Regions from separate parts of the Mus musculus genome. Here region 1 is linked to region 2. Evidence: chromatin loops called from intact Hi-C (ENCODE). Cell type or tissue: gastrocnemius. All regions are shown on one strand. Each heading gives the region's core, and the rest is flanking DNA. Links, peaks and the distances in the headings are about the cores only. Region 1 holds the start of Skil (SKI-like). Region 2 holds the start of Actrt3 (actin related protein T3).

Region 1 (14,810 bases), core at 4,311-12,310, 490 kb after region 2:
TTTGCAGGGTCCAGGAGAGAGTGACTAACTAAGACAACGGCAGAGTTCCTAGGCAACTCAGAAAACTACATGGGAACAGACAAGAGGACAGGCATTTGTATCCCCTGGCTTTTCCCTCTCTTCTTTCAAAGCCATCAAGATTCACACACAGGAACCCCCATCCCTAGTGACTTACAAAAGCCTAATCACTAACACACACACCCCCAAAGGCCCCGTAAACATTGTAATGTTCTTAATACTTCACGATGGGTGAAAACACAACCAGGGGTGTTGGAGGACATTACAATATTCATTTTTCTAAGCTACTACGTGGAGTAAGAGTTAGGAACATAGTTAGTGGTACTGGGTCAGTTAAGTGCACAGTCACCCCATAGCATTTCTGAAACACTTTTCAAAGAAAACCAAAAGGAGACCAAATAGAACACAGCATTCCATTTCTTCTGCCCTTGGCCAAGAATGTAAAGTATTTCAGGATATTCATGGGTTTATTTTTAAGAGGCTCTACTTTTAAAATTTTGTGTGCATATCTGTGTTTTTGTGTGTATATGCGTGCAGGTGACTGTGGAGGCCAGGAGAGGCCATCAGAGTTGGAGTTGCAGGCAATTGTGAGTCACCCAGTATGGGTACTGTCACCCAGTATGGGTACTGTCACCCAGTATGGGTACTGTCACCCAGTATGGGTACTGGAAAGCAAACTCAGTCAGTCCTCTACAAGGGTGGTGAGTGCTTTTAACTGCAAGCTCTCTGGGCAACCCTCATGCTTTCTTTTTCAGTGTAGGCATCTCAAAACCAACATCATTCAGGAGAACTTCCTGACATAACGGTGTGTCCTCTGTGTTGTTCAGCAGAGCCACTTGCCTACTTGAAGTATGCGATGAAGAGATTTGGTTTTTACTTTCATTCATTTCAATGTAAGTGGCTCTGTTTGGGCAACACAGCTCTCTTTCTTGCTAATGCTGATAGGTTTCTTCTGTGACCACAAGCAAAGAGCGCTGTTGGGAGTAGCACCAAGGTAGGCTTGCTGGTTGAACCCCCTGCATTTGACTCAAGTGCCCATGGGGGGAAGGAGCAAATAGAAGAATTCCTTTGTAGTGTCATTACTGCTGCCTTCCAGGTCCTTCTCAGATCCCAGCCTCTTAGGACTCCGCAGACTGCAGAGAGCAGAAAGTCACTTGGATTTGGTCTGGGGGAGCAGGAGCACCCAAAGGCATGAAATCAGCATGGCCCCTGGATATACAATATATTTACTCTCCGTGAACACTGAGTTTTACCTGTTTCCCCCCAAATCTGCCTCATTTGGCCACACGTGGCAACTTAGCTGACGACTTTCTACCTCATAGCAGTAAACAGGACCACCCAAAGCTCTTGTCAACACACCAGCCAGGCTGAGGCTGTATTTCTCAGTGTTCATTCCAAACGCTTCTAGCAAGGTACCCCCTGGCCTAGGGTGGCTTATGTGTGCAGTCTTCCTCCGATTCCCTGTGACTGAGAACAAGGCTAACTTTAGCTGTATGAAGCTCTGTGGGTTTTTTGGTTTTGTTTTTGTTTTTTTAAATGGCTATGTGGCTAAAGAGGGTGGTGGGAAAGGGACAGGCGAATAAATGGGAGCTGGGCACGGTAGCACAAGCCTTTAATCCCAGCCCTTGAGAGGCAGAGGCAGGTGGAGTGTTCGAGGCCAGCCTGGCCTACAAAGGGAGCTACAGGACAGCCAGGGCTGTTACACAGAGAAACCCTGTCTCGAAAAACAAAGGAAAAATCATATCGAAACAAAGCAAGGGGCACTGGGGGTAGAGAAGCCCATGAGAGGCAACCACCATTCTCACTCCGATCCTTGGTGACCTGGTCCTTCTCTGAGTCCCCCTTCTCAGGTTGTATAGTCTGTCTCCATAGCCTCCTTTGATGGAAGCTTCCCTACCCATGTTCCATTACAGCAGGACTCTGCTGCCAGGTGACTAATTAGTCTGATGTAGACAACTGACTAAATGGAAGAACTCACTTGAGGAACAGAGAGCATCAGTTTCCTCACTGAACAAGTGGGGATGAAATGGCCTATTGATTGGGGGGTGGGGGGGGCAGGGGTTAGAGCCAAATAATCAAAGTTATTACCAAGAACACTTCCTTCCTTCTAATAAAAACATTTCTGCTTAATCTATATGGCAACGAAACCGTCATGTCTTCTGGGGAGGTTAAGCATGTGATGCCAGGAGAATAGAATTACGGTGTGTGTGTGTGTGTGTGTGTGTGTGTGTGTGTGTGTGTGTGTGTACCATGCACACATGAAAAGATCGAGAGGACAGCCTCGTGGAGCTTGCCCCTTTTTGAACTTCACATGGGTTCCAGGGATTGAACTCAGGTCAATGGGTAGACAGGGCATGTGCCTTTATCCCCTGAGTAATCTCACCTGCCCTGTATCATTTTTGAAAATATAACCAAGTTTATTTTGCCTATAATTCATATTTGAAAAGCAAGGATAGCTGGGCAGTGGTGGCGCACGCCTTTAATCCCAGCACTTGGGAGGCAGAGGCAGGTGGATTGCTGAGTTGGAGGCCAGCCTGGTCTACACAGTGAGTTCCAGGACAGCCAGGGCTATACAGAGAAACCTTGTTTTGAAAACGAAACAACAACAACAAAAAACCCAAACAAACAAACAAAACAAAAAACCAAAAAAACAAAAAGAAAGAAAGAAAGAAAGAAAGAAAGAAAGAAAGAAAGAAAAAAAGAAAAGGAAAAAAGCAAAGCAAAGAAGGGTAAACTTTTTTATATTTCAAGGGTAAAAATTTACCAACCTGTGCAATCTTGAGTACAACTCTGTGCCACTTTCCTGATCTGTAAAAGGGATTATCATAGCTATTACTTCATAGGATTGTCATGGCAATTAGATTTACACTAAATGTAAAGTGGTTAAGATAGAGCTAGCAAAAGTAAACACTATATAAATCTTAATAATTATCATTTTTTCAATGTACGGTCTTTAAGTTGTAATGTAATGAAATGCAAAGATGCAGAATAAAAAAACAACAGCAACCACAAAACATTTTATAAAATAAGCATTACAAGTGGCTCACACTTGTAATTCCAGTTCTCAGGGTGTCAGAGACAGGAGGATTATTGCAAGGCCACCCTAATCTACATAACAAGTCACCTTCCAGCTGGGGCACCACAGCGAGATACTGTCTTTCATTTTAAGTTTTTAATGAAAATTACTTTATTGCAAAAAAAATTGTGAATAAAATATCACGCTAGATTAACCTAGCTCTTAAAACAAGCACTCACACCCAGGATCTGCACACCCCAGTGAGCATCTATACAGGAAGAAAAAAAAAAAGGCAAAAAGGAACTCAAAGAAGAAGTGCACTGTACATAATAAGGGTGCATCTTTCAGAGGGCGAGGAAACCTGAACCCAACCCGGGAGTTTCAGGATTTGCCTTTTTTGCCTAATACCTTATCCCCTAGTTGAATGCTCACCAAGAGGGCAGGGATGAGAAACAGAAACAGCCCTGTTGTTGGTCATTAGCATATGGCTCTAACTCCTGTTTTGCCACCTAGGACTGATGGGGCCCAGCAGAGGACCTCACCTCTCCCTCAACCTTCTCTTGGTGTGAGGAGTAAATGAATGTGCGGAACCTGCAGGTGGCATGTTATCATGTGGCACTAGCATAGGGCCCAGAATGGTCCCCCTGTTTTTCAGATAGCACAAATCAAGGATGCATGTTTGATTTATGGGGCTGGAGAGACATGTAGGTCGGTGAAGTGCTTTCCTTACAAACACAAAGACATGAGTGTATCTACAGAGCCCATCAAACAACAACAACAACAATGACAAACACTGGTGTAGTGATGTGTGCTCTAGGCCAACAGACAACCCTGTCTCAATAAACAAGGTGACTGGCATCTGATGCAGAACAGCTGAGGTTGACCTCAGGCTTCTATACACGGGCACACACATATGTGCCTGCACACAGGCACGCACACCTTGCCAAGTTTCTTAATCGCTTTTGCCACTCCTATAATTGACATAAGTTTAACGTGACTGTGACCCTGGTTTTAGACTTTTTTCCCCTTCATTTAAAAACTGGGAAGTTGGAGGCTGGAGAAATGGCTCCGTAGTCAAGAGAACTGGCTGCTCTTTCTAGAGGGCTGGGGTTTGATTCCTAGCACCAACAAAGCTGCTTGTAACCATTTGTAACTCCAGTTCCAGGGTACGTATACACTCTTCCGGCTTCTCCAGGTACCAGGCTTGCGTATGATGCACAGGTACACATGCAGGTAAAAACTTATATGCATAAAACAATATTTTTCTTAATTGGAAAGTAACATCTAATAAGACTTTTCACTTTTTGGCTGTCCCTTCTTTGTTTTCTCCTCTTCCCATTCCAGTTTTATAAGGTTTAGTTAAAACCTGGGAAAAAATAAAAAGCACGCCGTGGCACTATCCAGGGGAGGAGGCTAGCTTTTCAATCGCTTGCTTGTTTTTAAGGCGTGAAAGTAAGAACTGGGAGCTTGTTAATCCAGTACTGACTTGGCAGGTAGGAGGGAGAGGCCATGCAGGGAAGAAAGCCTGGGCAAGGACGGGAGGGAATTCTTGCTGCAGAGGACTGCAGCATTGCACAAATATGGGAGAGAAGATCCTGCAAAGAAAAGGACAGGAAGGGAGGGCTGCAGGGAGGCAAAGCACACCCCCCCTCCCCCTCCCCCGTCCTCCCCTCCTCCCCCTCTAAGGAAGCCATCAAGGAAAAGCTACAGGAAAACAAGATGGAAGAGGCCATGGTGGAGGACCTCCCAGGTTTGCCCAGCTGCTAACAAGTCTTTCATATGGGTTCTACTGTCCTTGGGGAGCAAGAAAAGAGGAAGAGGATTCAAGGCTACAGCTGACTTCTGTAGTAGGACCAATTTAAACTTGTCCCCAACTAGCTTAAAAATAAATGAGACACAGACTATGGTTATTTTTTTTGGCTTTGACAATTACTGGTGGGTCACCTGTAGTCTACTCTTCCACCTGCTGGCCTGGCTGCCTTGCCACGGGTGTACCCAGGGGCTTGCTGTTTCCCCTGTCCCTGTGCCCCTGGTCCACCTCTCTCCTCTTCCCACTCCTCTCTCTTCTCCACCCACAACCAGGGAACTCAAAACCCACCTGCCTCTAATCCCTCCAGTAACCAATTTTATTTCATCAATAGCTTTCAGTCAAGGAACAAGGTTTGCATAACAAAAGTTGGTAAACGTGAGAATTCACACGTAGGCCTAGACCTTCTGGGTACAGAATTTAGCATTACAATACATAGCAACGCGCCAAACCTCAACAGAGCAGAAGATATATTTAAAAATATACCTTCACCGGGCAGAGGTGCCTTTAATCCCAGCACTTGGGAGGTAGAGGCAGGCAGATTTCTGAGTTCCAGACCAGCCTGGTCTACAGAGTGAGTTCCAGGACAGCCAGGGCCACACAGAGAAACCCTGTCTTGAAAAACCAAACACACACACACACACACACACACACACACACACACACACACACACACACACCGGAAAAATATACCTTCATTACTGTTTACTGTTGTTAACATTTACTTCTCTTCCCCCACCACTATAAAAATAAAATAATCTAAATCACACTTGTCCCTACCCTTTCTCACCTTCCCATTCCTGGTAACTAATATTATATTAGAGGTCGTTGTCAAAGTGGTGGGAGAGTGGGGGCCGGGGGAGTCATCGAGAGTTATGATAGACTGACAGACTGCTGGAAACCACAGACCTCTAGTTACATGTCTCAGGGTACTCAAGAGCCCTTGGGATCCGGAGGAGGAGGGGCTATGTAAATGACCTAAAAGGACCTTTGCTTCTTCTCTGACTCACTTCCATTTGGGGGAGTACTCTTATTTAGTACTATTTCTATTAATACCCATGTGTGTCCCTGATCCAAACGTTTGTTATTGGACACCAGATTCTGCAAGTTTCAGTGTGCGCCCCTTTGGGCAAAGATCCTCGTCTATAGCATTGATAAATCTCAGCATGCAGGATCTCATTTAAAAGGCCCAGAAAAGTGATAAGAGATCAGTTAATGAAGACAAAGGAAAGCCTTGCCCCACACTGCTAAACAAGTCATAGTGAAGCAGGGAGAAGAGCTGTCCTTGAGTTGACCCGAGACTCTCTAAGGTGTGCGTTACTCAGGGCTTAGAGTTCTCTGCTCAGGGTCAGACAAAACTTCCTTGGAGTCAGGGGCTAGAGGTCTTGACTCTCGAAGTCAAAGGATGAAATTCAGAGATTGAGAGTGAGTTTAAAAAGTACCTTTTATTATAGGGAAAAGCTTAAAGAAAAAAGATGTCAGAAGTCAAGCAGAGCTCTGGTAGCAAGAGCAACTCCAGAGGGGACACAGCAAGGTTAGTCAGATGAGCTCTAGAGGGGACATGTTAAGATGTTCACCTAAGGGCCTTTCTCTTCTTTTTTTTGAATTTAAAACTCATGGCAGAGACTAGACAAAGAAAAATTCCTATTCAGATTGGCTAATCCTCTGAGCATAATACACGCTGAGCTCCCGACTTAGCCTGGGAGATGATCACATATTCTTCAGTCTATACGTTCAATTAGGGGCATGTCACAATTTGAAGTCCTCTTCTGCCCATCTCTGCCTTGCTTTGTTAGCTGTTGTTGTTAGTTCTGACTAATTACTAGTCTGTCACTGCAGGTGTTGCCAGTACTAGACCTTGATGGTGTCTGCTAGCTGCTTATTGGACAGTCCTCTTTCTCCTCTACGTGACTGGATTGCAGTTTATCACCGGCCTTACACCACTACGGTCTATGGATAGTTAACACTTATCATAGTTACCAAGATGTGGCTGTAGTTTCCACGTGTTCCTTCATCTCATCTCCTTGTCTAGCTGATGGCCTCTTTTCTGGACTAGGTTGATGCTTCTTGTTGGAAGTGGAGGGAGCCAGCCAGACTGCCAACACTTGCTCAACACCCTGTCCCTTCCTGTTATCTGTCCACTTGGGTATCTCTTCTCCGGCTGTAAGCCTCAGGTTTACGCCTCTGCCTTCCCAATCTCACCCTTGTGACTCTAACAGAGTTTGCTTTCACATTTGTAGATTCTTGGATTCTACCATTACCAGACAGCTACACCTACTAATGAAGGGATATTTAGGTATCTTGTCCCAGTCTTTACTATGTAACAGGAGAGGACCAGACACCGGTCCCACTCCACCATCTGGAATTCTTAGAACACTGGCATGCTCACACAGGTCTTGCTCCGCTCCAGCTGGCAGTGAAGGTGTGGCCTTGCTGGAGGACTTGTTGCCTTGTTTGAGGAAGGGTGTCACTGGGAGTGGGCTCTGATGTTTCAAAAGCCTGCGTGAAGCCCAGTATTTCTCTCTCTGCCTGCAGATCAGGATGTAGCTCTCAACTCTTTCCTCATTACCATGCCTGCCATCGTGCTTCCTGCTGTGATGATATTGGACTAAGCTCCTGAGACAGTAAGCCAGCCCAACTAAAGGCTTTAAGAGTTGCCTTGGTCATGCGGTCTCTTCACTGCACTAGAACAGTGATGAAGACATTGTCCTTGGGTAGTTTTCCACCTTATTTTATTTTAGAACAGTTTTGCCTGCATGTATGTATGTACGTATGGGTGTCACGTTTATGTTAGGTGTTCCAGGAGGTCAGACGCCCTGGTACTGGAGTCACAGACCGCTGTGAGCCACTGTGTGGGTGCTAAAAATTAAACTTTCGATCCCTGTTAGAACAAGATGGCTCACATGAACCATCTCTTCAGCCTTCCACCTTACTTTTTGAGACAGGATCACCTATGGAGCCTGGAGCTTACGGATCCAGTTAGGCTGGATGGCCAGTGAGCCCCGGGGATCTACCTTTTTCCGGCCCTCCTCAGAGCTGGGGTTACAGTGGGCACCACTATGTCTGGGTTTTATGTAGGTCTTGGGGAAGCTAAATGCAGGACCCCATGATTGTATCGAAGGAGCTTTCTTTACAGGTGAACTATTTCTGCAACCGCCATGATTACTTTCTAAGCTCTAGATTTTCTGTGTCTGTTTAGATCTGTTTCTGGAACAAAGGGCTATTGTCATTTGCTTTCAGTGTCTTTAATTTTTTTTTCCTTGAGATGGTATCTCTTGTAGTCCAGGTTAGCCTCTTACTATGTAGAAGAGGATGACTTCGGATCCTCTTGCCTCTACTTCCTGAAAACAAGGATTACTTGTTTATGCAGTTCTGGGGGTTTAACCCAAGGCTTGATGTAGGCCAGGCAAGCACTTTACCAACCAGGCTACCTACATCCAAAGCCTTAATTTTATGTTATACATTTTATTGATAATTCTGAAAACCCTAAAATAATCTTTTAAAAGTGTGGTCCAGAAAAAGCCTACCCATTCGCAGCAGAGCTAGGCACATTGACTCTGCTTATTTCTACTTGTATCCAACCTTTACCTTTAGGCCAAGACCTAGGGAATTCAAGGGCAAAGTGAATTTTATTTTGTAATTGAAGAACAATGGTGAAAATGTCCCCAAAGCTTGGTTTTGATTGACTCTAGCCACAGGGCTGTGACTAGTGTCTCAATTGATATACATAAAACCACCCTTTTCTCAAAAACAGATTCCTCGAGAGGACAAAAGAACAGGAAGATAATGTATTTGATTTTTCTAAAAAGACTATTATCCAATTAATTTTGTTTCTCAAGCCTTTGACCATGCTAGCAAGTAATTACTTTTATGGCTGGAAAGATGACTACTAAATACTTAGCATTAATTGCAGTTTCAGACTCGCTTAAGACACACACACCTCAGTTATCTTGGTTTCTAAATTTGTTTTTTTCTGGTTAGATCCAGAGCCAGGTGCAAGGAGGCCAGGTGCTCAGTCTCAGGACTATCCTGGCGTTGCGCCTCAGCTTTCCAGTCGGGCTTATGAACATTCTGGCGGTTAGACCATCTATTCCCCCAGACTCGCAGATGCTGCTCTTCCCCCACTGGCTCTGCACAGAACATCATTATCTTTGCTGAGCTTCTGTCTCTATGGCAATAACAGATGGGAAGTGCTGCGGAATTATTCATGTTCACACAGGCAGTCAAGAAGCGTCGAGTAGGAGGTGGGAGAGGGGCATGACCTGGGAGCACGGAGATGGGGGCCGACAGGAGCTGGGGCGGAGGCGGTGATGAGAGGTGACATTTGTTAGACCTATTGTGGGGGTTAAAAAAAAAAGGACGAAAAATCCTCAAGCACAAAAGTATTCCCAATTGGACAACTGCAAATGTAGACCCAAACATGAGTAACCCCGAAGCGGTAAAATAAACCCGGCGAGAAAAGGAAAAAAAAAAAAAAAAAGAAAAAAAAAAGGTGGGGTGGGGGTGGGGTGCGCCACCGTCGCCGAAGCTCGAGTTCCCTAAGTCTGCGCAGTGCTACTCGCTGCGCTATTTCAGTTCCTGATCCTGCGGTGGGGTGGAGAAAAGGGGATTTCTTGGTGTTTCGAAATATGACGGGCTAGCTTCACAGAGTTGAATATTCGAGCTATCCTGGATACGTTGGCTAGGAAGTCCCCTCACCCACCCCCGCCGGCGGTTCGAGGTGGCAGCCGAAAGTGGTTATCTTCCTCCACCTCTTACCGTCTCTGGAAAAATTAAAAAGAAAGAAAGAAAGAAAAAAACACACCCGAAAACACCAACCAAAGTGCTTAGTGAATCAGAATGGGTCACTTATGGAGGCTAAGAGCAGCTGGGGCAGCAAGATCTGTCCCCGCGGTGCGCAAACCGCGGACTCTGGGGCGATGGCGGCCGGGTCAGGCCACCCCAGAGCGGCCAGGCGGGGCTGCTCACCGGCAGCTGGCAGGGCGGCCGCGGCGGGAGGCCCCACGGGGGCGAGAGGCCCCGCGACGTCGGCACTGGGCGGGGGGAGGGTGGCAACACTGGGAGCGGGGAGCACGGGGGCAGGTGGTGGCGCTGCGGGGGGGGGGGCGGTGGCAGCGCGGGGGCGTCTGCGCGGCGGGCTCAGCCCGGGGGTCGCGGCGGGGAGCCACCCGCAGGCCACCTCCGGGGCGGGGCCGGGCGGCCAGCTGCGGCCGCGGGGGTTGAGGGGGGCTGCTGGCCGAGCCTGACCTCGGGCGCGGCCAGCTGCCGGGGTCGCGCACAGTGCAGCCCGCCGCGCCCTGCCCCCTCTCCCCCTTCTCACCCCCCCCGCCTCGCAGCGCGGCGGCCCGGCGGCCAGGGCGCCCCCAGGTCTGGCCCGTCGCCACACGGCGGCGGGCGTGGCGAGGGCGGCCCCAGACAGCCGGCTGAGCGACTCGAGGAAGGAAGGAGGGCGGCGGGGGTGGGGCCGAGGGAACATCCTGTCTGAGCCGGGCACCGCAGACAGCGCCGTGCGCCAGCCGCCCAGACGGCGCGCCGGGCCAGCAGCGCGGGGTACGCGCGAGGGGGGCGGGGGAGCGGGAGCACGCGCGTGCGCGGCCGAGGCGCCAGGCGCGCGCCCCGGTCGGGGCTGGGGACGCGCGCGCAGCCTGCAGTGTGCAGCCCGCCGGGAGCCACAATAGGCCAGACGGCGCGCGCGCCCGAGGGGCTGGCTGGCGCGGGGCCGCGCGGCGCCGCTGGCTTCGTTCCCTCCCCTCCCCCGCCCGCCGCCCTCGCTGTCCCCCGGGCGGCCGGAGACGGCGGCGGCGTCTGCGGGAAGCCGTGTCTCCGCAGTGACGTGGGCGGGCCGCGGGCCGGGTGACGTCAGAGGCTGTGTGTAGCGATGTGTGTGGGGTTCGGAGCGGCGCCGGCACAGCGAAGGCGGCTGGCGAGCGACGGCGACGGCGACGGCGGGCACAGGTGCGGCCGCAGGTCGCGAGGGGACGCGAGGGGCGTGCGGCCTCTGGGGGCGCTGAGGCGGCGGCGGCGGGGGTGATGGGGAGGGCACAGAGCCCGGGGGTCTGCCCGGGCGCGGAGGGCCTGAGTGGGGCGTCCGGGATGCGTGGGGGTCCCGGGCGGGGTCGCGGGCACAGGGCGCGCGGCGGGGGTCCCACGGGTGTACAGGCCTCGCGGATTCTGGGACGGGTCAGCTGGGAGGGGATGGCGGTGCACTTGACCCGAGCCGCCGGGACCCAGGAGACCTGGACCCTGGTCATCGCCGCCATCCCCCGGCCGTCTGCGCTCGGCGGGGATGCCCCGGGCTGGCCCCAGCTCTAAGCGTCCGGCGACGCGGGCTTCCGGGCTTGGCGCCTAACCTGCCCGCGCCCCTGTGGGTGCCACGGCTCAGGGTGGGTCAAGTGGGGGGAGGCGCAGCCCTGGGGCGCCTAGGTAACCCTAGAGAACTTCCCGCGGGCCGGGGGCGTGGGGTATTTCCACCGGCGGCCCCCGCAGTGGGGCGATGTGGGGAGGGCACTTAGGGTGATCCCAGTCACAGAGGTGGGGGTTGGGAGGACTCCTACTTCCTCTGCCCCCTCTCACCTCACCAGACGCCGGGAGTCCCCTGCTTCCCTGTCCTTTGGGTTGATGATGAGTGGGTGTCTCTGCGTGTGCGCAGGGCTGTGGGGGCGCCCCTGGTCTAGGTCATGCCTTCTGCCCTTTTCCTTGGCTCGCCTTGGCTGAGGTGTCCCTGTAGTGGCGAAAGTCACAGTACGGTGGCTAGGTGGCTTTCGTCCATAATTCTCTGGGTTTGTGTTAACATAAATTGCTGGGAGTTTAGAAGCAAAGCTTTTTATTTGTCGGCTTTTACTGGGTTTTCTCCAGGGAGGGAAGTGGATGAATACTCTTTTTCGCCACTCTGCCTCCATTTGCATTCTTTGTGAGGTCTGTCTGCCTTGTGCTTTTTGTCCCGGATTAGTCTTGCTCATGGATGGAGATTTCCAGGCGTGGAGTCTTACAGCTTTTGGCTTCCATTAGGCAAATTCGCTAACCTTTTAAAGGGAAAGTTTTTTTTTCTTCTTCATTCCAAAAAGATAGTATGTATGAATGTACTTGAAGTTTAGTTGCATATGGTAGGTATATTAACATGTATCTTGGGGGGTGGGGAGACCAGAAACTACAGGTTTTTTTTTTTTTTTTTTCTAACGAGAAAGGATTGTTTTTTAAAATTTAAATGGCATGCATAGTTGAGAAAGCCTCTGGTACTGAGGTTTGGTTATTCGTATTCTAAATTTGTGTACTCGTCCTTGTTTGGAGAGGCATTATTTAATGCTTCTGTTACCCACCGTCTGGACTGCTTCCTATTTAGATGAAGTTTCTTTTAGATAACTGGTGTTAGGTTGGAAGAAACCACCCAAGTGTTACCTTTGGTAAAATGAACTGAGTTGAAGATTAAGAAACTGGTTTTAAACAGACCCTTTGGCCTCTGGAGCTAATTCAAATGTAACTCCCCACCCCTTTCTCTTCCAGATCAATTAAAAGAAGAATGAGCTGTAATCCCTGAAGATAAAACTGGACAGCTTTTTCATTTAGTATATGTATATTTTTAATTATAAAAGTTCAGGTGGAGTCTTCAGTTTATCAGTACTGAGCAGCAGATCACCATTTTCAGGGACGATACCTGCCTCTTCTTTTTTGGTGTTCTTGGCAAAAATTAAACCCATTGCGTCATTGTAACTCATGTTTGGGTGTAGTTTCAGGATACAGTCATGGTATAAACTTCCCACATGCTTTGCTTAAAAAACAAAACCAACCAAACTCAACCATTACACCGAACTTTGGACTTCTTGAATTGAGCTTTATTTTAATATAAATACCTGAAGTGATTTTCTCAGAAGTGTGCTTACGATTATATTCTTATTTGTTATTAGAAGCAAACAAAACTGAGAAGTTTTGTAGCATTTTCAATTATATCTTAAAGTACAGCTAAACCAAAACAGAGTTGTACAATCTATTGAGTAAGAAAATTCATCTTTGGAAAGTAAACATTTCTAAGTGAGTCATAAGTATTTGTATACATTCCCCTTTTCTCTTCAGATTAGGAACTGAGAACAACATGCCAGTTGCAGACTTAATCGTTTAAAGCACCAGTGTGGCCATGGAAAACCTCCAGTCTAAGTTCTCCTTAGTTCAGGGTTCAAATAAAAAGCTGAACGGCATGGAGGATGATGGCAGTCCTCCTGTGAAAAAAATGATGACCGACATTCATGCCAATGGGAAAACCCTGACCAAGGTGAAGAAGGAGCACTTAGATGACTATGGAGATGCATCCGTGGAGCCGGATGGCGAGCACGCCAAGCGAAACCGTGTTTCTCTACCTGAAACTTTAAATTTAAACCCCAGTCTGAAACACACGCTGGCACAATTCCACTTAAGCAGTCAGAGCTCTTTGGGTGGACCAGCAGCATTTTCTGCTCGATATTCCCAGGAGAGCATGTCACCGACTGTATTCCTGCCTCTTCCCTCTCCTCAGGTTCTTCCCGGCCCTCTTCTCATTCCTTCTGATAGCTCCACAGAGCTCACTCAGACTCTTTTGGAAGGGGAGTCTATTTCTTGTTTTCAAGTTGGAGGAGAAAAGAGACTCTGTTTGCCCCAAGTCTTAAACTCTGTCCTCCGAGAATTTTCACTCCAGCAGATAAACACAGTATGTGATGAGCTGTACATCTATTGTTCAAGGTGTACTTCAGACCAGCTTCATATCTTAAAGGTCTTAGGGATACTCCCATTTAATGCTCCATCCTGTGGGCTGATCACGTTGACCGATGCACAAAGACTCTGTAATGCTTTACTGCGGCCACGAACTTTTCCTCAAAATGGTAGCATACTTCCTGCTAAAAGCTCTCTGGCCCAGTTGAAGGAAACTGGCAGTGCCTTTGAAGTGGAACATGAATGCTTGGGCAAATGTCAGGGTCTCTTTGCGCCTCAGTTTTATGTTCAGCCCGACGCTCCCTGTATCCAGTGCCTGGAGTGCTGTGGAATGTTTGCTCCCCAGACGTTCGTCATGCATTCGCACAGATCCCCTGACAAGAGAACTTGCCATTGGGGCTTTGAGTCAGCCAAGTGGCACTGTTACCTTCATGTGAACCAAAAATACCTAGGGACACCCGAAGAAAAGAAACTGAAGATAATTTTAGAAGAAATGAAGGAGAAGTTTAGCATGAGAAATGGAAAGAGAATCCAATCAAAGGCAAGTTCCTTTTTTTTTTAAGTGTTGATTTTGAATACTAATGGTATTCTAATTCTGTGTGTCTATAGCTTTGTATTGTGAAGCTAGTGCTTCGGCTTGTTCATGTAACAACAAAGACCCATCAGTGCCATGTTTGTGTTTAGCCATGTTTCCTGTAGTTTTTCATCTGAGAGAAAAGTAGGATTATTCCCATTTTACAGATAAGAGAATGAGCCTCCAGTCAAAAATGATACTTCTAAAACTGCAGGCATTGGGAATTCTTTTGGCCAATCTCTTTCACACATCCTGCTTCTTGACTCAGTCTGTTGCCTGGGACTCAAGATGGTTCACACTTTGGTGTGGCGTTATCTCCATTTGCAATCTCCATTTGCAAACCTGTCTGGTGACAGGCTCAAAATTGCTTTTTGAAGAAATACCACTGGTTTTTGATGTTTTTGTGCTTGGATTGAGGATTAATCAGTGTTCATATCCAATTAAGACATTTGTCTGAGTAATTTGGTATTAGTAACCAAGATCTTGTTTATAATATAAAAGAAAGGAATGCTTTTGAACATTTGTGATGTAGAGGTAGAATAAAGGTTATTTCAATTTAGTGAAATACTGCTATGAAAAGCTATCTGCAAAGAAATCTTAAAAGTATTACCCCTTCCACAGTACTGTCTGGTAGGCTAAGATAATGTCTTGATTCTAATGAAGAGTTTGAATGTCTGATGAAAGACAAAGGTTTGAAGTATTAAACCTTAATATGGTTA
Region 2 (14,810 bases), core at 2,659-10,658:
CACACACACACACACACACACCTCTGAAACTTGGCTTCTGGAATACATTACAGTCGAAACTAGGGATATTTTCAATTCCCCCAACCCTTTTTCTTTTTCATTTAAAAACTACATAAATTCCACCTTCGACCCAGTCCACTCCCACAGGGGAAGTGGCACAAATCTTTAATCCCAGAACTTGAGAGACAAAAGGCTGGCAGATCTCTTGTGAGTTCATCATGGCCAACCTGGCCTATGTATTGAGTTCCAGAAAGAAAAAGAAAAGAATTTCAAGGGTAGCTGACACAAGCCTATAATCCCAGCCTGTAGGGGGCTGAGGCAGGAGGTCAGCCGTGCAAGGTCACCACAAACTTTTTTAAAAATCCTCGTTTTTGCAGTTTTGTTTTCAGGCCGAATTCTGTGCCTGCTCTACCTGCCCGTCCTTTTCACAGCTCAGGTCCTTTCCCCTGCAGTTCTCTACAGGGTGGGAGGGCTTCTGATCAATTTGGTGTCTACATATCCACTAACAGAGGACCACCGAAGAAATGGAAGGGGAAAGAGATGGAAAGCAAAAACTCTCAGCCCCTTCCAAGAGCACTACTACTAACGGAGAAAGACAAACCGAAAGATACTACTGCACAAACTGACCCAGTGACTCATAGCTGTAGGATTCAAAGACAAAGTGGAGTCTAGACAACACTTGTGAAAACTATCCCAGAAGACAAAAACAGGGTCTGGGTGGACACCATGGAACCATGTAGAACCCGAGTGGTAGAAGGTAAGAGCAGATTTCTACTAATAAGTAAACAAACAAACAAACAAATAAGTGTTAATAACGAGCAAATGAGGAAACCCCTCATAAGTCAAGTGGTCACCCATTGTCCCATATAATGCTCTGGCTAGCACAAAGATGTCATCTGGACACTGTAGAGAATGTGTCATTTCAACTAGATGACATACTACTGCCTTTCTCAAGGGGTGCTAGAGTCCAGATTAGGGCCAGCAAGGGAATGGAGAAAGGACAGACAGACAATCAGAAAAGTAGGGCCAATAGAGAAGTGTTCACCCTGATGGAATGGCATCTATTAGCAGCAGCTCAGAATCTCAGCATGTTCTCTGAACATGTAACTGCCTGCCTCCAGAAATTCTTTAATTTTTGAAAATAAACCCCAATACTTTGTTGCATTTTAATGTACCTTTAAACACGTTTATCCCAACGGAACTTCCCAATGACCTTGAGCAGTCCCACCTTATCAATGGGGATATGTGATTAGGCACCACAGACGGCCATCTGTCCAGGTTCTTTTGGGCGTGACAGAATCTGCAAGATTTCCCCACCCCACCCCCACCCCCCCATCCCCGCTCTCTCACACTGTCTTGCAGACTACCTCGCCCATGCCCAGTCTACTTCTCTCTCTGCTTCGAACTCTTCCAGATGCGTCTGGATTCTTTTCCCTATCACATTCACAATAAAAACCATTCCCCAGCAGAAGGACCGGTTCAGCGATTTCTGAGCTGTGGCGATTTCTGAGCTGTGGCTCATCTCCTACAACACCCACCGTTATTGTTACATTGTTTCCTGCCCTGTTCAGAAGAATCCAAGAAAGCCAGGCCCAAAATTGCAACCTGTAATTCCAGTTTCCTGGGAGACTGAAGCACAAGGGTTACAAGCTCTCAAATCCAGCCTAGGCAATTTAGCAGGAGATCCTATCTCAAAACACAAGTAAAAAAGACAGCAGGGAATATGGTTCAGTGGTAGAGCACTTAACAGTCCTGAGACTCTAGGTCCAATTCCCAGAACTACCAAAAACATTTTTACAAAGAAAGTGGCCCATCCCAATAACAGAAATGCTTTTCACCCTCCCCAAATAAGAACACCCAAAGCATTTTGTTATGTACACTCAAAGCATTCTTATTTTTCATTCTGTCTGCATTTCAAAAGCATCTCTGGTGTACAATGTTGGGTCCAACTTCTTCAAATTCTGCAGCCGTGATCCACATGTCTTGGAAGGCAGACAAGGAGGCAAGAATAGAACCCCCCATCCACACTGATATTTTCCTTTCCGGGGGAGCTATAACCTGTACGGCAGTATTGGCAGGTGCCAGCTTTGCCACATCCTTAATGAGTCGCTTATCTAAACCAGGAAAAGACGTTGATCCTCCCGAAAGGATGATATTGGAGAAGAAGGAGTTCCTGAGATCTGTATCACATTTCATTATGCTGCCGAAGCACATCTTGTCGATGCCCGGAGCATCAACATTCACAAGATATGGAGAAAAGAGGGCCTCTGGGCAATGAAATAACTGCTTATGGAGTTTGACAGTCTTTCCATCAGGCAGGGTGTATATTTTCTCTAGGTTAGAGTCCTTGGTCATTTCATCTTCATAGTTCATCGCCACATAACAAGCATTCTCTTTAATGTCTGTAACAACCTTCCTGTCCCCGGTTCTAAGCAGCATGATACCATCACCCTTCAACAACATCATGAGGTAGCTGGTGAGGTCAGATCCTGCCACATTTAGCTGTTTTACACCATGAGATAGGCAGTAACCCTCAAAGATGGGCACACACTGAGTAATCCCAGCTCCTGAATTCAGCACCAGGCCAGTAGTAAAGCCAGCAGCGAAGAGAGCCAACACCGCCTGGGCGGACATGTAGAAGGCAGGGACTCCCAGATTCTCAAAAAACACTTCGGAGATGTGTTGCCGGTCTGCCAGTGGATTCAGCGCAGGTTCTGTAACCAAGACCGGGCCATCACTGGCGTTCAGGTTCAGGTTGTAGTCATAGATATGCTTCCACATGATCTCCATGTCCCCCCAGGAGGAAATGAGACCCCGTTCCACTGGATAGCTGGAGGGAGGACAATAAAATATATAAGTCTTGTGCTTTTATGGTTGTTGCTAATGGTGGTTTTAGATTTGGCTTAAATTATTATTATTATTACTATTACTATTATTATTATTATTTGATAGTTCTTGTTTTGAGACAGAATCTCATTATGTTGTGCTGGCTAGCTTAGAACCCATGACACTTGCCTCCAGCACTCAGGAGGCAGAGACAGGCAGATCTACGATTTCAGGCCAGTCCAAACAATAGAACTAGTTTTAGGATAGCCAGGGTTACACAGAGAAACTCTACATCAAATAAACAGACAGACAGACAGACAGACAGACAGACAGACAGACAAATAAAACAAACTCAGTATGCAAACCAAGATGGCTTGGAATGCACAGACTCCCCTGCCTTTACCCGATTGAAGGTGAAGGCTACCATTCTTAAATAGAAACTGTTAATTCTACCTTTCTGTTCCTTTGCATCCAAGGGGACTATTTATCATTATTGTTTTCTGTAATTGACAAAGTAACTTCCAGTAAACAGCACAGCTACTTTTCTCTGCAGTCATTTTGCTTGGCTATTTTTTTCTCTTCTTTGGAGAATGTGACTTCAAAAAGTTGGAAACTTCCCACATTCTGGTATAATTGTAAATAGTTCAAGAGACCACACCGCATGACAAAAGTCACACGTCAAGCCACATTCTTACGCAGGCACATCTAGCATGAACGGCCACTGTATGCTTGAATATATTTGTGTATAGAGAACAGAAGTTTTTGTTTGTTTGTTTGTTTTGGGTTTTTGTTTTTGTTTTTTGTAAGGAGTGGCCTTGGGGTTCCTTCCCTGGTCCTTTCGGGGTGGCTTTAGCTATGGGCTCTCCACCCACTTCCACAAAGCCCCCAAGACTGCAGAGTCCCGCAGTACCTGATGGATAGGAAGCTCCTGCGCTCCTGCGCTTGATCACCCACACACAGCTCCTGCCTGCTGTCCGCCGTATGGCCCTTGGACCGGCCCAGAATATTCGGGTAGACAAACTGGGGCTCCCGGGTCCCAGCCAGGCCCGCCTTGATCATTCCCGAGCCGTTGTCGATCACCACTGGTGGCTGGTAGCCGCTCATGCCGCTGGTGCTGCTGCATCTGCGCCTCCAGACCGCTCTTCCCAGGCTGTGCGGTGACAGGTGTTGGTAATGTCGCGTCACAGAGGACCCGGCCATCTGCTGGCCCGCATGACATGAGTGAGGTGCCTCCTGCGACCGCTTTCCATGGGTTGAGCATCACCGCTGCTCCTGGAAGCTCTCAGCATTAATACCAGAAAACCGGGCTACCCTTGCAAAACATAGAAATCTAACAATTTGCAAGAACCTTTCTCAAACACGCTGAATGTCTATTAAAAAAAAATTCTCTTAAGTCCTTGCACTGTGGTTAACAGTAGTGTTCCAGGGCGAGTGGGAAGCTGGAGGAAGACCCTTAACACCGGCCTTGGAAATATCGCTACAGGAAGGCTCTGCCTGGCTTCTGTAAGGATCAATTTCAGGGAGTGCTGGGGTGTGAAACGAGTTTATGTTCTGTATAGTAAAGTAAACAACGTTACATCTTTCCTGTCCTTTCTAAAGATATACACAAAAAGGCAAAACCTTTTGGGTTTTGTAAGATGGTGCATTTTAGCACAGGCTGCCCTCGAACTCAGCGGAATTCCCCTCTTCAGGCTCTGAGTTCTGGGATGCTCGGCTCCCCTCCTTCCCCTTTTCTTTTCTCCGTTCATTTCTCTCTCTCTCTCTCTCTCTCTCTCTCTCTCTCTCTCTCTCCCTCCCTCCCTCCCTCCCTCCCTCCCTCTTCCCCCCCCTCCTTCCCCCCTTATTTCATCCTTTTCTTCATCTTCTGGATTATATCTCTAGGTCCTCCGAAGCTAATTTTCATTTCCTGAGGTTGATGTTTTAGGAATAAGAACATGTCTGCCATTTGGTAAGAATATAAATGCCTTAGATCATTATGAAGTTCAGTTCAGAAAAAGAAAGTACACTGCGCAGCAAAAAATGAACGTCTTGGTGTCTGGTTTCGCGCATCCTTTAGGGGCTTTAAAACAGCACACAAATAGAAGCTTTGGTTTCGAAGCAGGATGGGGAAAAGGGTAATTTACACGTGCTTCCACCAAAACCCGCCAAAGCACTGTACTGCGCCAAATCACAGGCCCTGGCTACAGCGCGCCGCTGCTTCCCAGCTGGAGGAAAGCATAACCTGTCTAAAATGAGAAAAAAAATGAAATTCGGCCAGGAACTAAGTGTGCCTGCTGGTCTCTAGTGGTGTACCCGCCGGGCTTAGCAAAACAAGAAAAAGACAGAATGAATGAAAGGAAGGAAGGGAGAAAAAGAAATTGCAAACAAGTTCAAACTTTTAAATAGTCTCAGCCTGTTAAGTTAACTGTGCTTTGTTAATATTTTTTCTCTCTCCTCATTGAAAAATGCATAAACCTTAAACAGGTGTGAAACGTATATGACGACATCACATAAGAAGAACATTTCAACACACCAGTGCAACCAAGTTTCCGTAGTGTAGTGGTTATCACGTTCGCCTAACACGCGAAAGGTCCCCGGTTCGAAACCGGGCGGAAACATATCTTTTAAAACGGTAACCCGCCCATTAAAGAAACGACCTTGAATCAGCTGTTTTAATGTTGATAACAAACGCCCCAACACACAGACGAGAGCAGCAACAAAAAGGGCTGATGAAGTAGGTAGCTACTGATTCTAGAAGGCATTCTCCCAATCTCTAGCCTCTGAAGCATGTCTGTATTCAGTTTTCTCCCCTCGAGATTCCATTTCCCCCCCCTCCTGTCAGGCTAAATTTTGTTCTTAATTTATATGTCAACTTCACTAAATATTTCAGAATTAACACATTATCGAAAGGGTTTGACAAAAAGATGAAATTAAAAAGAAATTTATACTCAGACATATAAAAAAGTAGCCTCAACATTTTTCTTATAAAAACGACTCGTGGTTTTATTCACAAATTCTTCACAGAGATATAAGCAAAAAGATTCCGGTATGGAAAAAACTCTCAGAGTTTTTGAGACTGTCTTTTAAATAAAGTCACAGGTAAATTCCTTAAAAAGCATAAACGTAACTTATACCAACAAACGTTTCAGTTGTGCTTTTTAAGATTTATGACGTCCGCAGGTTCTAGGGAAGAACACATCAAAACTTAACTTTGCTCTTCTCCCTTTACTGCACTAACTCTGATTTCGAGGTAAATAACTGTGCTAAAATTATTCTGGTTCAGACGTAGGAAAACCTTTTCCGGTAGAAAGCCCACCTTCCTCCCACGTTGCGCATGCCCAGTGTGCCCTGCTGCTTTGCTTTGCTTTCGAACATCTCATCTCTGTTGCCAGGTAAGGGCATTCTGGTAGATGAGCTTTGGTGAGCCGGTTCAAACAGAATTCTGGGGGTCCCAAGAGCTTTCGGATATGCAAAAGAGGAAGGAGTGATTGGTCTCGACTTAAGCATATCCCTCCCACTCGCCCCGGTCAAGAACCAGGGTGCACAACACAGTCATCTCCACTGGAGGGGCGCTAATGAAGACAGGATGACAGGCGAGGAAAAGAACTACAACTCCCAGCATGCAGCGCGCAGCGCGGTTCCCGGAGAGGCCGGCTCTGCACTCAAGCCCGGTCTCCATCCAGAATCTGGGCCGACAGCTGCGGGCTGACAAGGTGAGCAGCTCGCACCGGATGCGAGTGAGCAAGGAGGTGTGATCCGGAGACCTGGGCATGCCGGGAAGTCAGGGCTCTGAGACCCAGCTCGCCGGCCCTAGTAGACTTTTAGCGTCCTATCTCCGGTGTCCCCAATGGACCACACACCCGGACGTGACGCTATCGCAGAGGAGGAAGGGAGAGGCGGAGCGTCGCAGTGACGTCCTCCCAAGATGGCGGTGAGAGAGTGAAGAAACTGTTTCCCTTGGGCGGCTACGGGTGAGTGCCGCCCTCTGTCTGGCCTGTCGTCCCTGCGTTCTGGGATCCCGGGGTCTTATGTGGTCCGGCGCCTCGGAGATCGAGCGCGATTCGGGGCGGAGGAGGGTGTCTAGGCAGAGGCAGCGTCCGCGGTATATGTAGTCATGGCCGGTGCCGTGGGAACTCGCGGGAGTGCAAGCTGGGAGTGCAAGGCAGCGGTGGCCGGGGACTGGCTAGGACTGTCGCCCTCCGCCGCTGCCAAGCAAGCAGCGGGCAGGCAAGGGGTGTGTCCTCCTCCGGAGAGTGATGGAACCTTTGACACAGCGGGTCGGGGCGTTCCCGCCCCCTTGCACTTGCCTGGAGCTTGGAACCTCACCATCTCTGCTTACAGGGTTCAGTGATCAGAGAGCAATGGGAACAACTCGTATCGTGTTCTTATCCTGTTTCAAGGAGGCTTTTCTTAGTCTATTTGTTTAAGCACCTTCAGGTAAAGATGCCTGTTGGAGCTTAAAAGTTTGAGGGGTCAACTCTAGAAGCTTAGGATTTTACGGCCCTGTTTACAACTGTGACATGTTTTTTTTTGTTGTTGTTGTTTTTGTTTTTGTTTTTTTCACTGCCTTTTATTGCATTAGTGTTCTAGTGCAGTAAAACAAAGAAAAGCATTTAATCACCACGAGTGTTCGATGAGGCTTTTGGGGGTTGGGAGGCAAAGGAAGAGCTGTGTTCTTTGGGTTTAGTCTTTTGTCCCACACTCCCTTACCGCTGCATGGGTGAATGTTTGATGAAAGCTTACGGCTATCAGTTCACCGTCTCTTCTTGTCTTTTTTAGATCAAGGGTGAAATCCCATTCTGCTAGCAAAATGCAGTATTCACACCACTGTGAGCACCTTTTAGAGAGACTGAATAAGCAACGGGAAGCGGGATTTCTTTGCGACTGTACCGTAGTGATTGGAGAATTCCAGTTTAAGGCGCATAGGAATGTGCTTGCCTCCTTTAGTGAGTATTTTGGGGCGATCTACAGAAGCACTTCTGAGAACAATGTTTTTCTTGATCAGAGTCAGGTGAAGGCTGACGGATTTCAGAAACTGTTGGAGTTTATATATACAGGAACTTTAAATCTCGACAGGTAAAGTACATGTTTTTATTCAGTTATAAAATCTAGTCTTTAGAGCTAGATTCCTGTTTTTCCAGTTTGCTCTCCATGCTCATTCTCAGTGTTGTTACACAACACACACACACACACACACACTATAGCTTCAGTAGAACTGTTGAGGATGAAAAGATGTTTGGTAAGCACAAAAAACACATTAAAGCTGGTGGTGGGCGGCAGAGGCAGGCAGGACCTAATAAATTCAAGGCCAGCCTGGGCAACAGAGGAAGTTCCAGGACAGCCAGGGCTACACAAAGAAACCCTGTCTTGAAAAAACAAAAACAAACAAACAATACACATTAAAGTCAAGAATTCCATCTGACAGACTTATTCACCAAAAAAAAAAAAAAAAGGCTCTATTTCAATTTTGCAAATTCTGAATTTAAAGTAGGTTTTCCTTTGGTCTTCATGTCCCTCAGGCCCTCTCTCACACAGTCTCTGTCCGTTGCTGCTTCTAGGGTATTTGGAGTAGAGTTGTTGAAGAACCACCTCAGGCCTCATGGCCTCATGGCCTTCTAGTGCTCATATTTAAATGGCAACGTGCAGGACTTTCTGATTGTGGTTCTGGAAAGTAACTTCGTGGAAATGCAAGTAGCATTAAGTCTGTTCCCGTTGTCAACCTATCCAAAGCTTGAATCAAGCCAGAGGCATCACTGTGTTTCTCTTAAGGGTCTTAACCGTTGGGCTCCAGAGGTGCATTGGTCAAGTGCCTGCCGTGCAAGGATGAGGACCTGATTTCGGGTCCTTAGCCACCAAATAAAAGCAGTTTTGTGATACCAGTGCTGCTGGGGTGGAGCTCATTAGCCCGCCCGCCCGCCCTCCTGCCAGCCAGCCAGCCAGCCAGCCTAGCAGAATCTGGGAGCTTCTAGCTCAGGGAAAGATCCTGTCTCATATAATAGGGTGTGAAGGGCAACAGAGGAAGACACGCAGAATCGTCTGCGGCTTCCATACACAAATACACACACATCTGCATGCATGTGTGCACAGGAACACACACAGACTATGCCAAAAGATGCTTATTGCTGCCCCTTTATAGTAAGTAGGCTCTTCAGAGTCTTATAATAGAGATATATTGTTTCCTCTGTATAAAAGCTAGGCTGATAGTCATACATTCCTAGTTGTGGGAGAAAAGTAGAAAGGGCAGAAGCAAAAAGGATCTGGACAGATTATGCTTGCCTTCTTTCCTTCATTTCTAATAGAAGCATGCGCACAAGTAGGGGAGTGGCTGGTAGAACGGACTTATAGGCCAGTCGGGGTGGCGCACGCATTTAACCCAGAACTTGGGATGCAGAGGCAGGTGCGTCTCTTTGAGTTCTGGGCTAACCAGACTTACTGAAGGAAAAAAAAAAATAGACATTGGAATTGTGTCTTTCTGATTGGCTGATCATATGTCACCTAAAGGCCTCCGTGAGCCTTAATCGCCTCATAAAAGTGAGATAGTAGTAACTATATTGGTATTATTGTAAAAACTGAGTGAAAGGTTACTTGAAGCCCCCACTGGGCAACAAACACTTGTTTACTTTATATTTTATCGTCTTTATTCTCTGCCCTCTTCAGTTCTACATTTCTTAGAGGAAACTTGGAAGGGAAAAACGCCCATGAGATTGTGCCACCTACTGACTAGGACTATTAATATTTTTCATACACATCCTTTTCCAGGCCATCTCTACAGATGTATGCCTGTACACAGTTAAGATCCTTTCCTTGTAGCTTGCAGCTTATCCCATAATAAGAATGTACACTTCTTATACATGCTAGGATCAAAACACCTCTTGTTTTTTTTTTTTTTCTGAAAAGGAAGTATTCATGTTTTAGAATTGTTGTATTGGGATAATGAGCAGAGATAAGTTAATCTTCCACAATAATTAAAATTTGGTAAATAATTGATGAATTGAATGGGCTGAAGAATATAGAGTATTTAATACTAACTGCAGATCAGTGGATTTTGAGAGAGTTTTTTAATTTTTATGTTTTCTTTTTTGGTTTTTTTGAGATAAGATCTCACTGTGTGAGTTTGACAGAAACTCACTGTGTGGCTGAAGATGGCCTCAATACAGTCCCCAGAGTGCTCTATTGTAGACACAAGCCACCTGCCTTCCATCTGGTCTCTTTTTCCATTAACTATTTGTGAAAAAAAAAAATCTTAACTTGATTGGAACATCCTGGAACACCTTTCTTAGTAGAGAGTGCATAACAGTTCCGGGCTCTCTGGCACTTTCTCATAGATGGCTAAATGTCCATTTTTATTAACAAGACCTCTCCATGATTCATATTCACAGCAAAGATTGAGAAACCTAGTTAAAAGTACCTCCGAAGGCAGAAGAGAAGATTAGGAGACAGTTTTCATTGAACTCTTTCTGTTGCCAATCCAGAAAAGTTGATTGATTTCTGAGGAAGCCTCAGAGGGAATGGGAGGAAGCAGGGTATTGCCAACAACATTAAAAAAAAAAAAAAAAAAATAGCAGGGCACAGTGTGCATGCCTTTAATCCCAGGGCTCATGAGGGAGAGGCAGGTGACCCCTATGAGTTTGAGTCCAGCCTACATGGTAAGTTTCAGGTTAGTCAAAGCTACAAAGAGATACCGTCTCAACAGAAGTAAAACAAATGTATGTGTGTTCTCCAGTGCAGGATGCTCACATGTGTACCACACGCATGTAGAGGTCAGACACCAGTTTGGGGGACTCATTTCTCTCTTCATCCTGTTGAGATGGGGTCTTGTTTCTGCTGCTGTATGGCTCTCTTGGTTAACTGGCCTGACTCTGCCTGCCATCTTCAGGAGAGTGCTGGGATGATGGGACATGTGCACGGTCACAGTGCCTTCTCAGGCGGGCCCCTTGGGGCTTAGGCTTTCCCCGCTGAGCCAGCTTCCTGACCACCCAGCAGTCATTTTTAAATTCAATTCAAGTGTCTGTCTTTTGCTTGTTTGTTTGTTATTGTTTTCTAAGCAGCCAGAAAATATATTTTGTAACAAAAAATATTTTGTTACTCTACATTCTTTTCATCTTTTCAGTATCAGAATTGGAGATACCTACTCAAACATTCTGAGTTACATTCTATAAATTAGTTACTTAGTTTAAAAATGTTCAGCATTCTGCTTTATTAGATCTTTAAGAGACATTTGAGTAAGTACAGCTGTTTCTGGTTTTGTTTTTGATTTTTTTTTTTTTTTTTGATCAGAATATTGTCATTGTCCTGTTTTTTTTTTTTTTCAGTTGGAATGTTAAAGAAATCCATCAGGCTGCTGACTATCTCAAAGTAGAAGAGGTAGTAACTAAATGTAAAATAAAGATGGAGGATTTCGCTTTCATTGCTAGTCCCTCTTCTACCGAAATATCTAGTATTACTGGAAACATCGAATTGAATCAACAGGCCTGTCTTCTTACCCTGCGAGATTATAACAATCGGGAGAAATCAGAAGTCTCCACGGACTCAGTTCAGGCAAACCCTAAACCACGGGCATTGACAAAGAAATCGTCTCAAAGTAAAAAGAAGAAGAAGGCCTTCAGTTCTCAGAAACCAGGGCAGAGCAAAGCAGTGCAGTACCCCAGTGACGTTCTAGAGAGCGCGTCTGTGGAATTATTCCTAGAGACGAGCAAGTTGTCCTCACCTGTAGTAGAGCAAATCATTCAAGGAAATGACAGTTCAGAACTTGAGTTGACCTCGGTTGTGGAAAATACTTTTCCAACCCAAGATATTGTGCAAACTGTTACAGTCAAACGGAAACGTCGGAAATCACAGTCACATTGTGCTCTGAAAGAACACTCCATGTCTAACATAGCCAGTGTAAAGAGTCCATATGAGCTGGAGAACGCCGGGGAAGAGCTGGATGCAAGGTTTTCCAAGGCCAAGCCAATGTGCAACACTTGCGGGAAGGTGTTTTCGGAAGCCAGCAGCCTGCGAAGGCACATGAGAATACACAAAGGAGTCAAGCCCTACGTCTGCCACTTGTGTGGAAAGGCATTTACCCAGTGCAACCAACTAAAGACGCATGTGAGGACTCACACAGGTAAGCCTGCTTCCTGGGAAGAGCCACTGTTCTGTTTTCCTGCTGTGGTGGCTTAGTGCTGTTTGTGTTTTCTGTTTTGTTTTGGCACTGAGAATTGAAGCCAGGGCCTCAAGTGAGCACGCATTGTCCTACTAAGTTTTATCTTCAGCCCATACAGATGACATTAGCATACAACATTCATTGCTTACAAACAAAGGCTGCCATATTCTTTTAACCGTAAAAGGTTTTAACATTAGAATCCTTTTTTATTTTTTAATTTTTTTTTTTTTTTTTGTTTTTTTTCAAGACAGGATTTCTCTGTATAGCCCTGGCTGACCTGGAACTTACTCTGTAGACCAGGCTGGCCTCGAACTCAGAAATCTGTCTGCCTCTGCCTCCTGAGAACATTAGAATCCTAAAATTTTATTTGTGATTGTAACCAAGTATTTAGTAGCTCTTTGTTATAATTGACGTTTGAGTTCTAGTCCTTACACCCTTTTCTCATAATATGCATAAACTTGGTCCTAACCCCAGCCCCTGCTGGGGATTGAACGGAGGGCCTTGAACATGCTGCACAAGCGCTCTACCACTAAGCTAGCCCTTCCCCCCTCCCCAATAGGACTCTTTTTATTCTGAGACAGTGTCTTGCTATGTTGCTCAGACATCTTGAATCTGCAGTCTCCCTGCCCCCCCTCCAGAGTAGTTAGGGTTATAGAGCTGTGCCGTTACGCCTTGCTTGGTTCTAGGTTTTAAACATTTAACAGAGTTAAATACTAAAACTCAGGCCAATTTTTACATATTACCACCACCTCCCGTTACATGCTCCTAGATTTCATTGGTTTTTGAAGATCCTTCTTTCTCAGCTTTTCTGTTTACCTCTGATTTGCATGACTTTCTGCTTAGGTTTGTATTTTATATATTCTTCTTGCTGATCACCTTTCACTGTTACGATTGATTTCTTTGCTTCTAGTGTTTTCAGTAGTCTTGAAAGGCATCCCATTTGTTTTTGTTACTTAGAAGTTGTACCATCTTCTGCAAACAAAAACCAGTACTGTTGGTACTCTTAAAAACCTTCAAACTTTATGATTTTAGCAAGTAAAACAGGATTTTTTTTTTCCTAATATGATATCATTGCTCTTAATATCTTCCTAATATAAATGTTATTGTTTTTTTAGGGGAAAGGCCATATAAATGTGAACTGTGTGATAAAGGATTTGCTCAGAAATGCCAGCTGGTCTTCCATAGTCGCATGCATCATGGTGAGGAAAAACCCTATAAATGTGATGTGTGCAATTTACAGTTTGCAACTTCTAGCAACCTCAAGATTCATGCAAGGTAAAAGGAAATGAGTCGTTTGACCTTTATGTTAGTTAATGATTACAATCTAATGAGCAGTGCATTTTCTGTGAGCACACAGAGAGAGCACGCAGGGTAAGCCTCACAGGACAGTGTGCTGACTGTGGAACAAGAGAGTTGGATGCTTGTCCACCAGGTGTCCATCTGGGTCTCATCTTCCTTACATTTTCATTCCTCTCCTTTGGAATGGAAATTGTATTGTGCAATTTGTGTAAACTGTGTTTTGATTTTTATAAGAGTTGCCCACATCTCTGAGACTTTAGACCTGGACTTTTTTGTTCTTGTTGTTATTTCTAGACAGAATTTAGCTGTGTAGCCCCAGCTGTCCTAGAAGTGGCTCTGTAGACCAGTCTGGCCTTGAACTCAGAGAGACCCACCTGCCTCTGCCTTTGGGGTTCTGGGGTTAAAGGCTCAGCTTAGACCTGAACTTTTGAGAGGTCCTGAAGCTATGCAGCCTGGAGAACCTTAGAGATGGCTGAGTGCATTCACCTGGGGTGTGCTTGAGCATCTCCAGCAGGAGATAGAAAATTGTTTGGATCTGAGATACCTCCCAAATGCCCATTTGTGGAAGGCATAGTCCCCAGTGTAACAGTGTGTAACATTTCAAAGGTGATTGTGAGGGTAGTGGCTCTGACTTAATCAGAGAATTAGAGGGGGTGATAGTTTACGTATTGAGACCTGGTTAAAGAACTGTTTCCCTAGATTCTCATTGTTGCCTCTTGCCCCAGCCTTCCCTGCATGCTCCTCCTCGGCCTCTTCTTCCTGACTGCTGTGATAGATAGCTCTACCACAGTCTCCCAGGGGAAGTAGTAGCCGTGGCCTGTGTGTGAACAGTGGCTACAGTAGACTCTGAGTGCCTATGTGGCTGACCTTGGACAAAGCACATGGAAACAGTGTATGCAGGCAAGGAGCTTAGTAGGTTCTCAAACCAAATGAATACGCATTTTCACACCCTGTCACTTTTGATGACTAGGATTTGGCTAGTTTTCTACTTTTTTTGTTTGTTTGAGCCAGGATCTTGCTGTATAGCCCAGGCTGGTTGCAGACCCAAAATCCTACCTCACTTCTTGAGAGCTGGGATAACAAGAATATACCGCTGATGAGGATTTTTGTTTGTTCTGCTTTATGGTGCTAGGAACTGAACACAGGCCCTCCAACATGCTAGACAATTGCTCTACTGTTGAGCTGTGCTCCCAGCCCATTGACTTACTTTTCCTTTGCTAAATATTCCTCAACCAAGTCTTCTTGGTCCCAGCTTTACTTACTTCTTTTCAAGCCAAACTTCTAAGTTCTTCAAAAATTTCCACTTTGTTTTTGCTCACTGTAAATCTAGCTAAAAGTAGCCAGTAATGCTTGAAACATCTGTGTACTATGCAGCCTTGAAATTTCTTCCACTGGAAAATTTAAATCTTTAGACCAAGCTCAGAGCCTCGGGGCATGGATAAAATGTAAACAAGGTAATTGCCAGAATTCAAAATTGTTCTCAAGTTCAGTTCCCAGTGGCATTATTTCCTTCTAGTACTAAGCATGTCTTTCCTGACACCGCCTCCCCTTCCGTCATATA

What was found. Peaks named below come from ENCODE experiments on the same cell type or tissue, not always from the same donor. Only the 100,000 strongest peaks of a DNase experiment are listed, where the experiment ranks them.
Region 1: a loop joins it to region 2, with 6 times the contacts of the local background. A loop is called at or near these places in 3 of 42 quality-filtered maps.

The regions. Positions count from the first base shown.
Region 1 is chr3:31,084,362-31,099,171 of GRCm38, forward strand. It overlaps Skil (SKI-like), which reads left to right and starts at 10,697. Exons shown (of 7, transcript NM_001039090.2): 1 at 10,697-10,796; 2 at 12,342-14,058. The coding sequence starts at 12,970. In gastrocnemius, for the core only: no CTCF peak of the experiment used is centred there; DNase peaks (open chromatin) are centred at 8,977, 9,526, 9,868, 10,413 and 1 more place; H3K4me3 peaks cover 3,551 bases; H3K27ac peaks cover 3,563 bases.
Region 2 is chr3:30,595,920-30,610,729 of GRCm38, forward strand. It overlaps Actrt3 (actin related protein T3), which reads right to left and starts at 3,951. Exons shown (of 2, transcript NM_029690.2): 1 at 3,737-3,951; 2 at 1,154-2,830. The coding sequence starts at 3,930. The coding sequence ends at 1,915. Mynn (myoneurin) reads left to right here and starts at 6,168. Exons shown (of 8, transcript NM_030557.3): 1 at 6,168-6,776; 2 at 7,585-7,881; 3 at 11,118-11,911; 4 at 13,066-13,225. The coding sequence starts at 7,616. It overlaps n-TVaac8 (a tRNA gene), which reads left to right and starts at 5,351; the gene lies at 5,351-5,423. In gastrocnemius, for the core only: a CTCF peak has its summit at 6,357; DNase peaks (open chromatin) are centred at 3,981, 4,469, 5,033, 5,397 and 4 more places; H3K4me3 peaks cover 4,492 bases; H3K27ac peaks cover 3,770 bases.